Regions from separate parts of the Homo sapiens genome. Here region 2 is linked to region 1. The links are chromatin loops, found by intact Hi-C in ENCODE. Cell type or tissue: dorsolateral prefrontal cortex. All regions are shown on one strand. Links, peaks and the distances in the headings refer to the core of each region. The heading gives the core; the rest is flanking DNA. Region 1 overlaps LOC124902554 (a long non-coding RNA gene). Region 2 has its middle 62 kb from the start of ADRB1.

Region 1 (8,335 bases), core at 95-8,094:
GGAGACAGGTGGAGGAGCAGTTTGGGGAAGTTCACAGTAAACGGATGTGTGGTTTAAGACTCTTGCATCTGTGGGGATGCGGGGAGAGATGGCCACCAAGCACCTAGGAAAATAGATTTGTGCCTCAGGGAAGGGTTAGAGAACAAGGGACTTGTTGGAGGGACTTTTCACTTTTAACTTCAGGTTAGAAGTTAAATGCGAAAACGATCTAATACACCAAAAACACCCCAAAATAAGTAGGAAAATAACGATGAGGAGAAGACAAATGATGGGGAAGAGAACAGTCATTTCTACAGTTTTCCTTGGGCTGGTTTTCAAAATGACAAGTCTTTTTTACATGTTGAAGGATAAATATCTCTTTTGGATAGCCAATTTAGACATCATATGAATATAATAATGGCCTCATTGTCTCTAACTCAACACTGCCATGATGCCCTGAGTAATTGTAAATGCTCAAGATGCACAAAGATGCAAGATCCAAGGATACATCTGCATACGTCCACTGAAGATCACATTTTAAACCTTAATAGCTTAATAACAGATAAGAAAAATACAGATTCCAGTATTATTAAATATGTATGCATGTGTATCCATATAAGTGGTGTGTGTGTGTGAGTGGTGTATGTGTGTGTGTTCACATTCTTTCTCCTCCTAGGAAAAGATGATGCATTAGCTCAGGTGAGTTGCCCAGAAATAGCTAGGAAAAGGTCATGCTCTCCTTCTTCAGAGTTTCAGCCTGTTGTCCTCATATGCCCAATTTATGCAGGACTTTCCCCTACATCATCGAAAGAATGTGTTTGGCACCAGGGCCTTGGTATCAAGCAGACAACATATTTCTTACTTTAGAAGTGCAACTGGTAGAATAAAGAGCCTGAGAACCGGAACTGCTGCCAGAAATAGCAGGGCAAATTCACCCACTTCCAAGAAGGTCACTCAGTCTCAGAACAGGGTACAGGCAGATCGAAGCAAATTCTTGGCACCGCCTCTGCCATATCTGCCTGTTGCATAATGGACGGCCCTTAGTTCTCTTGATTGAGAGCACTGGTGTTGACCTGGCATTTTCTGTTGCTCTCTGTTATATCACTTTCCAGTCCATGTCAAAACAATCACTATTGTCAGTGACCTTCCCTAATAACTCAGTCTCTCTTCTGTATTTAACAGCTGCCTGTTGAGAATCCTATTTTTAACAAACAATTATAACCTAAGAGCTGTCATCTGTCAGGTTTTAAATGTTTGTTAAAAATAGGAGTCCCAGACATGTAGCCATTAGGCAACAGAAAGCCATAAACAATGGGAAGAGCAAGCAACAGCAGGAGACGTTAATCACATCTGAACTCATTACTAAACCTCCACTTTGGAAGGGCCATAGTCAGTGGCAAATCAGGCAGAGTTGGAGGGTGATTGCTGTTAACAGAAGCAGTTCTACTGACCTTCAGGAAATTATGTCCTGTGGACATCCTGCTCACATTAATAAATGAGAGCAATGCTCTTTTGGTGGAGGGGGAGGACCTGTCCTAGAGTAGGAATTGGAAAAATAAGATAACGTCTCAAGAATGATGCATAACTCAGGAGAGTGCTTTGAAACCATAGCTAATTTTTCCTCTTTTATTTAGCACCACCCAAACTGCTTTTAGGCATTACATCACTTGACCTAAGAGAACACTGTGAGGCAAGTACTGTGTTGTCACATTTTACTGATGAGGAAACTGAGGCTTAAAGAAGGTCAAATAACTTGCCCAAGAAGACAGAGCTGGGAAATGGCTGTATAGGACTTCAGGAACCCAGGCACTTTCCATAGAGCCCACCCTCTTAACCACTCCATTCTTTCTCCTACCTGTGACACGAAATGCCCTTTTACGAAAACTGAAGCAGAAGCACCACCTCTCCACCCCACTGCTAGACTCTCTGATTCAAGCCACACTTGGCCAGGAGGGTGGTGGCAGCCTGGGTTCTGGTCAAGACAGAGCTCTCTAAATCATCCTCCAGTTGGGGAGTGAAGGTTGCAATTTGTTCCGTGGCCTCATTCTGTCTGATTCAACACTCTGCCACGATGCCCTGAGTAAATTGTCAATGCTCAAGATGCACAAAGATGCAAGATCCAAGGATACATCTGTGTATACGTCCACCAAAGGTCATATTTTTAACTTTAATAGCTTGTTTTTACCCAGGCCCGTGACTCCTTTTCTTTTCTCATGCATGATAGAATATGTGCTTTTCTTCCTGAGCTATACCCTACCCATTTCCTTGGTCTTACCTTCATAGTATTTTTCCACTATTTCCTTTGATTTAGGGAAATTCAAATTTTCAAATCTACAGAGCCCTAGGACATGGGAGACTATTAAGTTCACTAGAGCAGAAGATCTTTAAATAGTAGCCCCTGGTAAATTGGATTCTGCATCATTAATAATCACCTGGAGGACAGAGGAAGAGAGTCCCTCTAATTGACAATCACTCAGAAATGAATATAAAACATCTCTGAAATGCTAATTGTTAAGTGTTTATTGAGGCCCATCATATGCCTTTGCTGAATACTAAAGTACCAAAACATTTCCAAAGAACTTACAGTCTGATTGTACTCCAAAGAATAGAGGTAAATATGATATTATATTATATGTAATCAAGTGTGAAAATGTGCACAATATGGTTCAATTGATGGAAGTATGTTGTATAATCATGTTTTGGTCACACACCTACAATATCAAGTGAGCTACTATTTTCTCAGTTAAAATTCAAAGTCCATAATTTTCTGTGAGAAGCTGTGACATCACAATAAAGACACTGATCAGGATTTTTTTCTTTCTGGCATTTAGATTTTTTTTTTATTTGAAGCTCTTTTAATATCTTTGAAATATTTAATAAGAAATGCAGTTACTATTAAATATGCAGTTATTAGCCACAGATAGTACTTCTCATTGTAAATAAAAGTTATTTTCCCAGCACCTACTCGCTCCTTAAATGTTATTTCAAAAATGCATTCTGTGTGATGATACTGTTCTTAGGATTTCACTTTTGGAATCCAAATAACAATAACGTTCCCTTTCTCCCCGTGAAATGCATCTGTTCGGAGCCCTGATGACACAGAAAGAATTCTCAAGGTCTCCTGGAGAAAATACTTCATCAACTTGATGGCCAACATGAGATTTTGAAGAAGGGAAGACAAGTGCAACCGGCTGAGGACGGTGCACAGAGGCCTTCTAAATTCTTCTGCAGTTTGTAGTGCTACAGATAAGTTTTTCCATGGAGCAGTCCAACCTCAGTTGCTGCAAGACCTGTTTTTTCTGTGTGTGTGTTTTTTTTAAACAAGTCAGTAAACTAACTGGAACTTCTGTCAAGTCTTGTGGCTCTGTATAAATGGGTGCAGATTTAACTTGACACATTAATTTCTTTCTAGAAAACAATTTATATTCATAGAATCATGGAATCCCAGAGAGGGAAGGGCCTTCACAGTCAGCCTGTCCAAACATCAATCTCGCGCTTGCATTGTTCACTTCAAAAGCAGTCTGTGTTCCAGAGCAGCTGCGCTCAGGCCCCGGAGGCTGGTATTTTGCATGTCCTCTGTCCCGTCGGGGCCGTTCAGGATGAACATCACTTGTTGGTGATTATTTTTGCTGGGTGGTATGGACAGATTCTGAGTGATAGGTTGGTAGTTTGTGAGGATTAGAGATTTTGAAAAACGCTATTTATAAAGAGAGATGCCAGTGTTATTATTTTCATCTCTGTGTGAGGAGTCCGAGGCCTAGAAAGACCAAATGGGCAGAGCTTGAATGCAGGCCAGGGAGGCTCCAAAGCCTACGCTCTGATGCTCTTTCTGCCAAACCACACTACTGGGATATTTTAACAAACCCGAGAAAGAATGAGGGAAAATAACTTTTTTTTTTTTTTTTTTTGAGACAGAGTTTCGCTCTTGTTGCCCAGGCTGGAGTGCAATGGCACAATCTTGGCTCTCCGTAACCTCTGCCTCCCGGGTTCAAGCGATTCTCCTGCCTCAGCCCCCTAAGTAGCTGGGATTACAGGCGCCTGCCACCACACCTGGCTAATTTTTTTGTAATTTTTGTAGAAACAGGGTTTCACCATGTTAGCCAGGCTGGTCTCGAACTCCTGACCTCAGGTGATCTGCCCACCTTGGCCTCCCCAAAGTGCTGGGATTACAGGCATGAGCCACCATGCCCAGCCTTTTTTTTGAGGCAGGGTCTCACTCTGTCACCTAGGCTGCAGTGCAGTGGAAGGATCTCAGCTTACTGCAGCCTCAACCTCCTGGGATCAAGCGATCCTCCCACCTCAGCCCCACCGAGTAGCTGGGACTACAGGTGTGTGCCACCATGCCCAGCTAATGTTTGTATTTTTTGTAGAGATGGAGTTTCGCCATGTTGCCCAGGCGGGTCTCAAACTCCCGGACTCAAGCAATCAACCCACCACTGCCCCGCAAAGTGCTGGGATTACAGGTGTGAGCTAAGGCAAAATGACTTTTTAAAAAATAGATTAAAATGTATTGGTAGCATGGAGAACTAGAAACTGATTTTGGGGGGCGGGGGGTCACCCAGTAGCTACAGATATCTACCTCCCCTGCCCTGTATTTCTACATTTTTCTTTTCTCTATAGAAAAGTCTATACTTTAAAAAATTCCAGCATGTAGTTTCATTTTCAGTTTCCCCTAAATGTATGCAGATTTGACAGATCCCTTTGCCAGCCACCCATGAAATCAGATGAGTAATTTCAAATTGCAGGGCTGGAAAAATGACCAGCACAGAATAAAGACATCAGCTGGCAGCCGCAAAAGACAGATCTCAAAAATGAGGAGCAGTAGCTGAGAGGCTAAGAGAATCTGTCCTAGCCACAAGAGCTTGGAAAACAGAGGAAGTTGAATCAGGTAGATTGCTGTGAGTGGGAGACTAGGGAGGAATTAAATCTTGGAGTGCCCAATAACTGTTTGGTGTCAGCTCTTGACAGAACGCAAGCTCCCACATGCCCGGTGACCAAGCAAATTAAGACAGTCCTGGCTCAGGCTGCCGACAGGAACAAGAGAGAGAAATCTGATGTCAGAATAAAGGCCTCATTGGCAAATTAAGCTGAATCAAGGTGAAACGACAGCATGGCAGAAACTTACTTGTAATTTGCCTGCCTTTAGTCTATACTCCCAAATCTTACACATGTGCAGTAAAATATTTTTTCACTAGGAACTGTTATGCTGATTTTATAGAAAACACATGGAAGACAGATCCCCAAAGAGGGAGAAGAAACATGACAGTGATGAAAAGAAAACAAGGTCCGTGGCTGGTGACAACCAGACGTTACCAACAGCAGCATCAGGAGGTTTCTGTTCGATGGATGGTTCATTTTCATCCAAGAATTAAACAAAGGAACATCAGATTTTATTTTTGAACATTGGAGTTTATGATTGTTTCCTTCCAATAACAGCTACTTCATTCATGGTTCCACCCATCCATCATTTGGTTCTGTTGAACTCAACTAGGTTTTCCTTTTCCTTAACATTTTACATTTTGTTAAACAGAAAAGTGAAGAGAACAGAAAAGTAACCATAATTAGAAACAGATATCTATATACCTGCCACCTACTGGAGTTGATTAATATTGACATTTGGCCATATTCACTTCAGAGCTTTTAAATGTTTTTTGTTGTTGTTGTTGTTGTTTATGTTTTTGTTGTTGTTGTTGTTATTTTAGTTTGTTGAGATGGAGTCTGTCTCTGTCGCCCAGGCTGGAACCAGTGGCATGATCTCGGCTCACTGCAACCTCTGCCTCCCGGGTTCAAGCAATTCTCTTACCTCAGCCTCCCGAGTAGCTGGGACTACAGGCATGTGCCACCACGCCCGGCTAATTTTTGTATTTTTAGTAGAGACGGGGTTTCACCGTATTGGCCAGGCTGGTCTCGAACTCCTGACCTCATGATGTACCCGCCTTAGCCTCCCAAAGTGCTGGGATTACAGGCATGAGCCACCACGCCCGGCCCTAAATGTATTTTAAAAAATAAAGACAAGTTGAAGCTCCTTGGTTTCTTACCCTGTACTAGTCTCCTTTTTTCCTCCCCAGAGCCAGTCTCTATCATGAATTCAGTAGGTTTCCTTTACCAAGTTGTCATACCTGTTAATATATATATATATGTGTGTGTATATATGCACTATACACACATACACATGGATACATCATAGAATATTGTCTTGTTACTAATTTGTTTGTTTTTTTTTTTTGAGACAGGGTCTTGCTGTGTCCCCCGGGCTGGAGTGCAGTGGCTGGATCATCACTCACTCCAACCTCCACCTCCCCAGCTCAAGCGACCCTCCCACCCCAGCTTCCCAAGTCGCTGGGACTACAGGCACACACCCCCGACTGGCTAATTTTTTGTATCTTTTGTAGAGACAGGGTCTCACTATGTTGCCCAGGTTGATCTCAAACTTCTGAGCTCAAACCATCCACCCACCTTAGCCTCTCAAAGCTTTAGGATTACCGGTGTGAGCCACTGCACCTGGCTTTGTCTTATTATTTTTAAAATTAATTATTACTTTTAGCATATTGTAGATATTAATCCATAGCCACATCATAGTATAGGCATGAATCTACAACTTGCTATTTTTCAGCCAATCCATTTTGAAATCCATTTTTCTACATCATATGGAGACCACTAGTTTTGAGAACTTTAAAAAAGATGATTCCCACAGGGCAAATGTTCCTATTAGGTAATAAAAGATTCAGGTGATGAGTATTATGGACAAAAGGAAGACATTAACTGCACCTCACAGAGTATCATGAGGATCTCTGATTGATCAAATTAAAAAATCAAATTAAGAAGCACAACATTTTTTAAAATTGCAGTGAGTACTAATCAGCCTTGATATGTTTGTTATGGAGCTATTTTATTGAAATAAAAGTGCTTTGAAGATGAAAAGCACATTTTTTTTCTTTCCCAGAATTAAATCATTTCATCCCTCCCTCAGGCTACAAAGTTCATTCAAGTAGAAAAAAGTAAATGCTCCAGTTCTTTTCTTTTTCTTTTTTTTTCTTTTGAGATGGAGTCTCACTCTGTCACCCAGGCTGGAGTGCAGTGGCACGATCTTGGCTCACTGCAACCTCCACCTTCCCAGTTCAAGCGATTCTCCTGCCTCAGCCTCCCAAGTAGTTGGGATTACAGGTGCCTGCCACGATGCAATTTTTGTATTTTTAGTAGAGACAGGGTTTCACCATGTTGGCCAGGCTAGTCTCGAACTCCTGACCTCAAGTGATCCGCCAGCCTTGGTAGTTCTTTTCTTATGGAGTTTCAGCTGACTTATATTAAGGCTTACTTGCTTTCTCTTTTCATTTCTGACCACAGTTTGTAACTTCCCTGCACTGAAAGATACTCTTTTTCCACCCCTTAAAGCATGCAAAGTAATGGTCGGAAGGGAGGGCTCATTAACGTTTTTCATTTTTTTCCTGTGGTTTCCTCTCATTATTTCATTGCCTAGGCAATATTTTTTAAAAGACCTCATGCTGGTGAACAGAAGTTGACATAAAAGAGCATAACAACTTTTTTGGAGTCTCAAGGTCTGTGATGTAAATACCCCAATTTGTTTTTCAAAGGTTTTCATAATCCATTGTATAAATACACATATTTACATAATTTCCAAAACATGTACTTTGCAGCCACAGTCCTTCCAGCATTATCTATTAATAAGGAGTCACATGTAGATGTGGATTTGCAAGCTTGAATTCCAACACATCACTTTATCATTTTCAAATTTCGTGAGCGCTGGAACTTAGTGGGCAGACTTCCCCATCTCACTTCAAGAAAACATCTGAAGGGTGTCATCCACTTTGGAGGGAACAAGACACCCCAGTTTCGATAAACTTGACCTCTGTGGGATTATACCAGAGAGGGAACTGCTCAAACTGAGCAGAGGGAATGGGTGTCTGTAGGCACTGAACTTTAAGCTTGTCCTTCTAAGGTAACATTTGCAATTCTTTCTATGATGCACTTTTTATTTTGTCCCCTAACTTCTGACGAAGGCCATGGGTATGTCAGTGGAAGTCAATAAAGGTGGCACATAGGTCATTGGAAAAATGGAGGGTATTTTCTATATTTGAGTGGTTTTCAGTGGGCTTCTTCCACCCTTGCTTGAGGCCGAGGAGCTTAGAGAGGATGGGAGGAGTTTAGAGGTGGGGACAGGGCTGCCAACAGTTTGAATTTTGCTTAACTTTGGCTGGTTGGAAGGCAGAGCACCCAAAGGAGACCTCTTTGGGTATTTCCAGATTCCCATCTGTGGCTGAAACCAAAGAACAAGGGTACCAGAGACCCTTTGGTCAAGTCCTCTGCGACGCCTTCACAGGACATTTTACTTGGCCCT
Region 2 (8,335 bases), core at 154-8,153, 86 kb before region 1:
GTTGTAGCATAAGAATCGAATCATTAACTGAGATCACTCAAGTAGATCCCTTTTCCAACACAATCAAGAGACAAACCAAAACACTTAGTCTCCTCTTCCATCCTTTACCTTAGTCAGCACAATGAGCCATCAATATTGGCTTTTGGATGATTCGAAGCAGTGCAAATTGAACATAGTCAAAAGCCCACTCCTTGGAATCTTGTCAATTGGCAATTTACCGAGATAGAAAACGAAGAACTTTCATCTCTCCTCGCTACACCAACTTCAACCTTGATGCAAGATTTTAACACTGTAGAATCCTTTCAGTTCAGCACTCTTGGGTCAGTAGGAGTCCAAAGCTATTTTCTGATCCTTGATCTGCCTGAAATATGCAAATAGGACCTTCCCTGGGATATGTGCCATGTGCTCAAAGTGGGAAAAGATGGGTTGAGATGAAGGAAGAGTCCCCTGGTAGGCGATGACCCAGTGACAAGAGAAAAGCAGTAGGCATCTGTGAGGGTGAAGGAGGGGAAGGAAGCCAATGCTACTGTCTCTTCTGGGTGCCACGGCAGAGGTTCAGGGGGACACATGTTATTTCTGCCCACCTCACTCCTCTTTCCCATTCTTCTGGGAATATTTTTTTCCTTTGGGGGTTCCCTCTTCCCAGCCACATGACCTAATCAATTTCAAGCCCCTTTCCCATCCTTTCTCTGGGCTTATAGGGTAGTTTAAATTTGGCTTCTATCACTTGCTCCCCAAAGAATTAGGAAGGTTCTACTTGGCTCTGTCTCTGAGATCGGGAACCACACACTTAAACAAAGGAAGCCTACGAGCCTTGTAAGTGGAGGGTCCCGATGGGGTTAATAAGAGATTGACTTCCTTATGGGGAGTGTCGAGCCCAGACTCATACCCTAGGTGTGAATGTGGGGCTGTGCAGGCCTTCTTGGCTGCATGTGGACCTAAGAGAACAAGTTGCACTAGACTACTCTATTTAAGAGCTACTTTGATTGAAAGAACAAACCAAATAATAATGATGGTAATTATAACTTATTTCCCTCACTAAGTTATATCTTTTTATGAAGGCCACTTGGAAACAAGAATCTCCCCTTTGTATGCACATGGAAATGAGACACCTGAGAAGTGTGCTCACCATGGGTCACAGCTTGTGGCATTTCCCCGTTCGCTGCCTTTAAGGCTCTCAAAAGAACAGAGTGCTTACATTTTTCCTTGTTTGTCTCAATTCCTTTATCAGTGGTTTCCTTTCAATTCTATTTTTTTTAAAAAAAAGCCTTTTGATTTTCTTCATATAGCCTTAAAGAGATCAGTAAATTTCAAACCCACTTTGCAGCTTTGCTGACTACTAAGTTTCTACTCTTGCTGGTTGGGCCCCACCTGGCAGGGGCTTCCAGGCGACTTTCTTTCTCGGGCTGCACCAGGCATTTTCACGTGGACAAAATGTGAAAAGCGAGGCCCACGGGAAGCCACGCAAACACTGTGACACACTGTCTTGCAAAATCTCTCGTGACCTAGTGGAGTGAAAAGTCCAAGTTCATTTTATCCAGCTTGAAAAAGCCCAGTGGTCAGGGACAGTGACCCACTGTGCTCTGGACAGCCCTGCATGTGACTGGTGAAAGCTCCCTTCTGTAAGAGCAGTGGGGACGGCCAGGGGAAATGCTCGTCTGGCCTCCTGGGTAACTCAGCCTGTGTCCCTCGCCGGGTTGCTGGGCTGAGCCGGAAGTCCAAGAGGGAGCCTTTTCCAGCTCTGGCCGCCAGGCCACATGGGACATGCAAAGCCATTCCAATGCTCCATGAAAGAGCATAGAGCAGCCATTGTCATGTAAAATTAGCCTGGGCAAAACCCCAGAGAACATAGCATTGGATGCCATCCGGCTCACCCTGAACAAGGGCATGTGAGAGATAAAGACTGTTCCAGCGCCTGCTTTTGGTCATCAGCGTTTTCCCAATTCCTCACTGTCCATCTGCTACTTTTCATCTCCCTCCTGCCCTGAATTCATTGATCACCACTTTGCTTCCCAGCAGATGAGATCCAGGAGACGGAAGTCTCCTCGTAGCCGCAGAGGAAAGGGAGAATCCAAGGAATGAATCCACTGGCCTTATGTTTGCCAAAGCTCCATTAAAACTGCACTCCCATTTAGCAAACTGATTTTTGGCTCTTCTTCCCGACTTGCTTCTCTCCATCAAATGTCTACTTTGCCTAAGATCACCCTCAGGCCTGATAACCCAGAATTAGGGCACGGTCTGGTGTCCCCTGAGGCCTTTTATTAAAAGCCAAGGCTGCTGACATTCTGCATAATACCTCCCCCAAAGAAGGCTTCGGCTTTCTCTCCATGCCTATGAAAAGCTCAGAGCTTGCCAATAGCGAATTGTTCTGACCCACTAGAGCCAGCCAGAGCCAGGGCAAATTTTCTGTAGGCCTCTCATCAATTACCATTTATTTTCCAGGCTGGACACTCCTTGTGGAGCAAGGCAGGAAGCTGAACTGTGCTCAGAGACGATCCTGGCAGTGAAAACGCCAGAGTACTAAATGAAAAACCGATTTTCCAACTTCTCCAAGAAGTGGGCCTCACAGGCCACCGTAAGGATTGATTTGAATATTGTCATTTCTTGACACCCCAGGCTGAATTTTCCAGGACACAAAGGTATAAGGTGTTCCATCTACTTGATCATTTTTATGGCCCATGGGGAGGTAGAAGGGAACAAGTAATTGGATGCACCAAGCTATAGAACAAACGAAACTGTAAAATCTTTGCCATCAAGTCCTGGGTCAAAGTGACTGGCTCTTAGATATGCAAGAAATCTGGCCTTTCTCAGAATAACAAACGGGAATGGAGCCTCCAGCAATAAGTCAAAAAGTGAGTCTTTCCTGGGCTTCAAGGAGCAGACAGTGTTTCCCATTAACCATCCAATATTGAAGAAAAAGAGCCACCTAAGAAATTAATTTTGGGTTACAAACTAGCGAGAACTATTGGTAGGAAATAAATCAAAACAGGCATACTGGTTGTGCTGCAGTGATAGGGTTGGTGGTGGGTATTTTTTTCTCTCTTTTCCTAACTTCCTGTATAGTATAATCATTTATATTATTTTTTTTAGTATTTTCAGAAAGCTTCTCTCCCTTTTATAGCGTGCATGCCACCCAAATACCTAGTTCAAAAGTTTGGCACTTATTCTGAATGCCTTTCTTGGTTTCCCCTTAAATATCTCAATTCATGCCTCACGTTGTCCCTGTCTCCACCTCTCTGTTCTAGTGGAGGCACTTGGTGCCATTTCACTCCTCTTTCTGGTCATTGACATCCTTTCCAAATGGCTTCCCAGTTGCTGGTCTCACTCATTGTCCTGCTCATCCTCCACCCACAGCCAGAGGGAGCTTTCCAAAATACAAAGGTGGTAGTGCCACATTCCTGTTTACCCTCTTCAATGCTCATCACTGCCCCAAAAGACAATATCAATTCGTTTCCATACCCAGGACTTTCCAAACCCCAACCTGCCATGTTCTTCAACCCCATCCTTCCCTCTGCAACCACTCTCCCCAGTTTCCCTCCAGATCCTTTCTCTCCAGAAATACTCAGCTTCTTGCAGTTTCCTCACCCACCTATCCATCCTCCACCCTCATAGCTTATTCCAGCCACAGGCCTTCATGTAACATTCCCTTTGCCTGAAATGCCCCTCCACCCACCACCACCCACCCACCATTGAGGAGCTGCTGGGCCACCTCCTGGGCCTCCATAAAGTTCAAGCATAGCACGCTTCCCACCCAAGCAGGAGCCAATGGCCACATACTTTGTTCTTCACTGACCCTGTCCTTGTGATAGCACACAGCTGTGGAGCTGGGAATCCACATTTTTGTCTCTCTCAGTAGACTGTGCACTCCAAGAGGACAGACCCAATTTGATCATTGCTGTACCCTCAGTGCCTGGCTTTGATAGTGCTTGGCACAGAGAGAAGCTTTAATGAATATTTGTTGATTTACTGAAAGGATGAGGGTAAATCAAGGAATGAAAATGTGACTTCTGGCCATCCTTGTGACCATATTTAAAATGGTATCATCTAAAGTACTCAAGAAAAAGCAAGTCACATCGAGTGTCTATTGGTTCCCCCTTTTGGCTTTTTGTCTCTCTCACTGCTTTACCCTTTCCAGGCCCCAAACAAGTGTCTACAAGGAAAGTATAAAGCAGTACCTACCAGAATTTGTTGTGTCTTAGTGCAGCTGTGCTTAGGACTTCATTGGCAAAGGATTATGGGTGACATAATGGTGGGGCCTACATATTACAGTGTGGTTCAGTGGCAAAGGATTATGAGTGGCATAATGGTGGGGCCAGTGTATTACAATGTAGTTCAGTGGCAAAGGATTATGGGTGACACAATGGTGTGGCCTGTATAATATTACAGTGTAGTTTAGTAGCAAAGGATTATGGGTGACACAATGGTGGGGCCTACGTATTACAGTGTAGTTCAGTGGCAAAGGATTATGAGTGACACAATGGTGGGGCCTATGTATTACAGTGTGGTTCAGTGGCAAAGGATTCTGGTGTCAACACTGTATTACAGGAAGGTCCAGGTTTTGAAAAGGAGGATATTCCTAATAGAAATATCTGCTGCAATTACAGGTACCCTACCTCAGTCTCCTCTTTGTGCATTACAGATCATTAACTATTTGACAGAGGATAAGGCAAACATACAGAGAAACCCAAAGCCAAAGTCGTGGAAGCCACTGTGAAATGAAGATTAGCTAGAAAGGAAGATAAAATATCCCTGAAATTCTAATGTAAATCCATGGGAAAGAAAAGTTTGTTAACACACTGCTGAAAAGTCCATAGTCTGGGTTCTAGCCCATCTAGCCATTAGTTGTGTGACCTTGGACAAGCCATCTAAACTTTTAGAACCTTAGTTTCTGCAGTGTAAAATGAAGAGGGGATTGAAGTTGGTGTCCTATGAAAAGATGTGAAATTGTTTCAGAACACTAAAAATCTGTTCACAATACAACAGTAAGAACCCAGGCCATGGCGAGAGAAGTGGGTTCAAGTCCTGGAACTGCGGCTGTGTTTCACTTGTATGTCCTTGGGCAGACTTTCTAAGCTCTTTGAGCTTCAGTTTCCTAATCTGAAGATTGGGGCTTATGCCATGGAACTTCTAGAGCAGTTGGGAGGAATAGGAAGTAGTGTATATGTAGTGAAGTTAGCTCTGATTATTGTTGGGTTTTGAGGCCACACAGCATAGTAGTTAGGAGTTTGGACCCACCTGGTTTGAAACCCCAGCTGTGCTGTATGACCTTGGGCAGGCTACTTACTTTCTCTGCACCTCTATTTTTTCCTGTGACAGATGGAGAGAATGGTTTTACCTACCTCAAAGAATTATTAAGGGGATTCAATAAGATAAATATAATAAATAAGTGTGAAGATATTGCTCAGGATCTGGCTGGCAATGCTTTTGCCTTTTCACTGCCTGAACTGAGTCCACAGGACCAGGTGCTCCAGCCCCTCCCACTCTGGCTCCTTCTTGGCTCAGCCCCCTGAAGTCAGAAGGGCCCTTCCTTCCCATCCTTTCAGAAGGAAGAGAGAAGAGGAAGGCAAGGTCCCAGTGACAGGGGAAGGGCCCAAGATGACCTTGGAGGCACAGAGAAAGCTGCCTGGAACTCAACTGCCCTCAGAGCCCACTGGTTCACCCCCCCTCACCTCTCTTGGTTTCTGAAGCTTAAAATAGCCTGAACCGGTGTGGCCACATTTCACTGTGCCACTCGGAGAGAACCCCTAGGGTGTTTTCAAAGCTAGTGCTGAGCTCCTCGGGGCAGGCTCCAGCTATAAGTTATTCATACACACCCTAGCTCCACCAGGTCTGCTGCAAAAATGTGTTCTGAGCGCTTTTCTGCTAAGGCCCCATCTACAGGCAGCTCCACTTGCTGGGAGGGGTCAGATCAGTCAGCTACTTTATTTAATAAAGAGGGATTCTGAAACCCTTCCGTGGCTGCTAGGAGTGCTGCTGACCAGAGCAAAGCGACCACAGGTTCTAAGCAGAGGCAGGGGCTGCATGGTGGGGAAAGGCATAGCCTGGGAGTCAGGCAATTGGTGTTCTAGATCCACCTCCGCCCACACCGTTAGATGATCTGAAATAAGTCACCTCCCCTCTCTTTGCCTCTGTAGGTCTCTCAAACTGGTTCTGTCCTCTGCTACGTACTAGTCTCATTCTTAGACCTTATATGATGTCAAGATGGCTTCCAGCAGCTCCAAACCTACTTCCTCTCATGTTCACATCCAGCAGGAAACAAAGAGGGCTTCCCTTCCCCTCGTTAGCCAGACCAAAGTCCTGCCCTGACCCCTGTAGCTTGAGTTGGGCTATGTGCCCATCTAGGGTAGGGGACATGGTGAGCTGGCCCACAGAGCCCACTCTGACCTCCTTCTGGGGCTTCCGTATACTGCAAAGGCTGGAAAACTGAAATATACATCCACAGCCTCCCTCTAAGCTGGGGTTCTGCAAGCACATCAGGTCCCAGCCACAGGATGTGGTAGGGTGAGATTTGAAAGACAGCCGTGAGAGAGGCACTCTTTTCTTGCTGTGGCTCCTGGCCCAGGACGGTTGTTTCAGTGTCCAGTCTCTAGCTTCTCAGATGTTGAAAAGCTTCAGAACCCTAGCCTGTAGCAACTGGATGTATTCTTGAATACAGGGGTTCTAGTGGGGGCCTCCTCACTCTCTGCCTTCTTGTTTGATCACTGGTGGGCAATGGGCATCTTTCAGGAAACCCAGCCAGAGCCTGCTCCTTCAGTCCTTCCAGTGATTTCATGAGCACCTGTTGCTTTGTGTTGAATACCTTTCTGATTAAAAACTGCCAGAGTAATTCCTTGTATCTGACTGCTGGCCAAGGCACCATCCCTGAACCAGTCACTGGGCCAGAGAGAGAGGAATGTGCTGATTGCCTAGAATTTGACATATACACCCGTCTCCGGGGTCTGTGTTGATCATCTCTGCCAACAGATACAGACCAAGAAAGAGAAGAGTTTCCTGAAATTACTATTACTTTAATATTGCTAAATTGCTTTAATAATTAAATTACAATGATTAAAATGGGGAATTGAAATTGGGCAACCAAAATCAGCAAATTCCCACTACCTATCCCAACCCAGATCTCACGGTGGGGAGCTCTAGAAGGCAGATAAATGGAATAGCCGCAGACATGAAGATTTTGTCCAGGTCAAACTTACGATGCAGCAGACATTGATGGTGCCACACCCAGATACCACCAATCTCCCTCGTGTGCCCAACACCTGGTTTCTTGAGGAAAACTCTCCTGGGTGACCCGAGCCACTTTGCCCATGCTCATAGACAGCTGGTGGGGGTGGGCGCCTGGAAGCTCACCTTGCCCAGGTTGACCCTTAACCAATGACTGACCACAGCCTGGGGCTGAAAGGCCAGCTCCCCTGCCTCAAGTACGAACTGACTCTAAGGTTTAATTTACATTCCAGAGCTCCCCTGTGGGGTTGAGCCTAGGTTGAGACTTGGCTGGAGATGGAACCTGTGCTTAGCTTCTTCCCCTTCCTTATCCTGCTCCCCAAGCTCCTAGAGGATTTTCTGCATCAATCATTAGCACAGGAATCCTCTTCTCAGCGTCTTCTCCAAGGAACCCAGCCATATTGAAATGGCCAGAATCATTCAACAGCTTGGCATGAAAATGATCAGTTTTCAGCCAGCGAAAACTCTGACCTCTACTCTGCCTCACTTGGAACATGACATTGTCAATGTTGAAGTGAGTCTTGCTTCCCAGCTAAGATTCAGGCTGTAAAATAGGTTCCTTCTTTTTAGAAGAGACCATTCCTTGGGGATCTTCTATAATTCTTTCTTTGTCCTTCAGCCAAGATTGGAGCCTTGCAAACCTAAGACAGCATCAATTAATCTTGTTTTTATTTTCACTGCTCCTTGATTAGAAAATGTTAACGATCAGAGGTAACCCCAAGTTCCTTAATAAATATTTGAATAAGGAACGTCTTTCCTTTCATTAGCTTGAGAAAAAGGTCGCTCTGGTCTTTGTATTTTAATACTGAACTTTTTTTTTTTTTTTTTTGTAGAAATCAGAAGGGAGTAGAAGAAACTTAAGTGTCTTTTTCTTTTTCTGAAAAGTAAGCAAGTTCATTGCACCACTAGCAGATACATAAAGGCTAAAGCCTGACCTCACAGGGCCCAAGAACAATTCCTGACCCCAGCCAAGATGAACACTGGGAATTTCCTTCTTAAGCAGCGGTTCAAGTGTCCAAATCAGTAAACGTCTTTGTCTTGGCGCCATGCAACCCACAGTCTCGCTACCTCCTACTGGGAGGGCCCATTACTGGGGAGATGGTTATATTGTAAGAAA

What was found. A loop is a pair of places that touch in the nucleus more often than their neighbours do. Peaks named below come from ENCODE experiments on the same cell type or tissue, not always from the same donor. Only the 100,000 strongest peaks of a DNase experiment are listed, where the experiment ranks them.
Region 2: a loop joins it to region 1, with 7 times the contacts of the local background. A loop is called at or near these places in 2 of 110 quality-filtered maps.

What each region holds. Positions count from the first base shown.
Region 1 is chr10:114,063,560-114,071,894 of GRCh38, forward strand. All of the region lies in intron 1 of LOC124902554 (a long non-coding RNA gene), which reads right to left. Among named protein-coding and RNA genes, the nearest start is that of ADRB1, 24 kb to the left of the region's middle. In dorsolateral prefrontal cortex, for the core only: no CTCF peak of the experiment used is centred there; DNase peaks (open chromatin) are centred at 966 and 3,532; H3K27ac peaks cover 3,382 bases.
Region 2 is chr10:113,977,258-113,985,592 of GRCh38, forward strand. No RefSeq gene overlaps it. Among named protein-coding and RNA genes, the nearest start is that of ADRB1, 62 kb to the right of the region's middle. RefSeq lists enhancers at 5,990-6,069, 6,170-6,239. In dorsolateral prefrontal cortex, for the core only: CTCF peaks have their summits at 3,334 and 3,536; a DNase peak (open chromatin) is centred at 1,744; H3K4me3 peaks cover 803 bases; H3K27ac peaks cover 2,170 bases.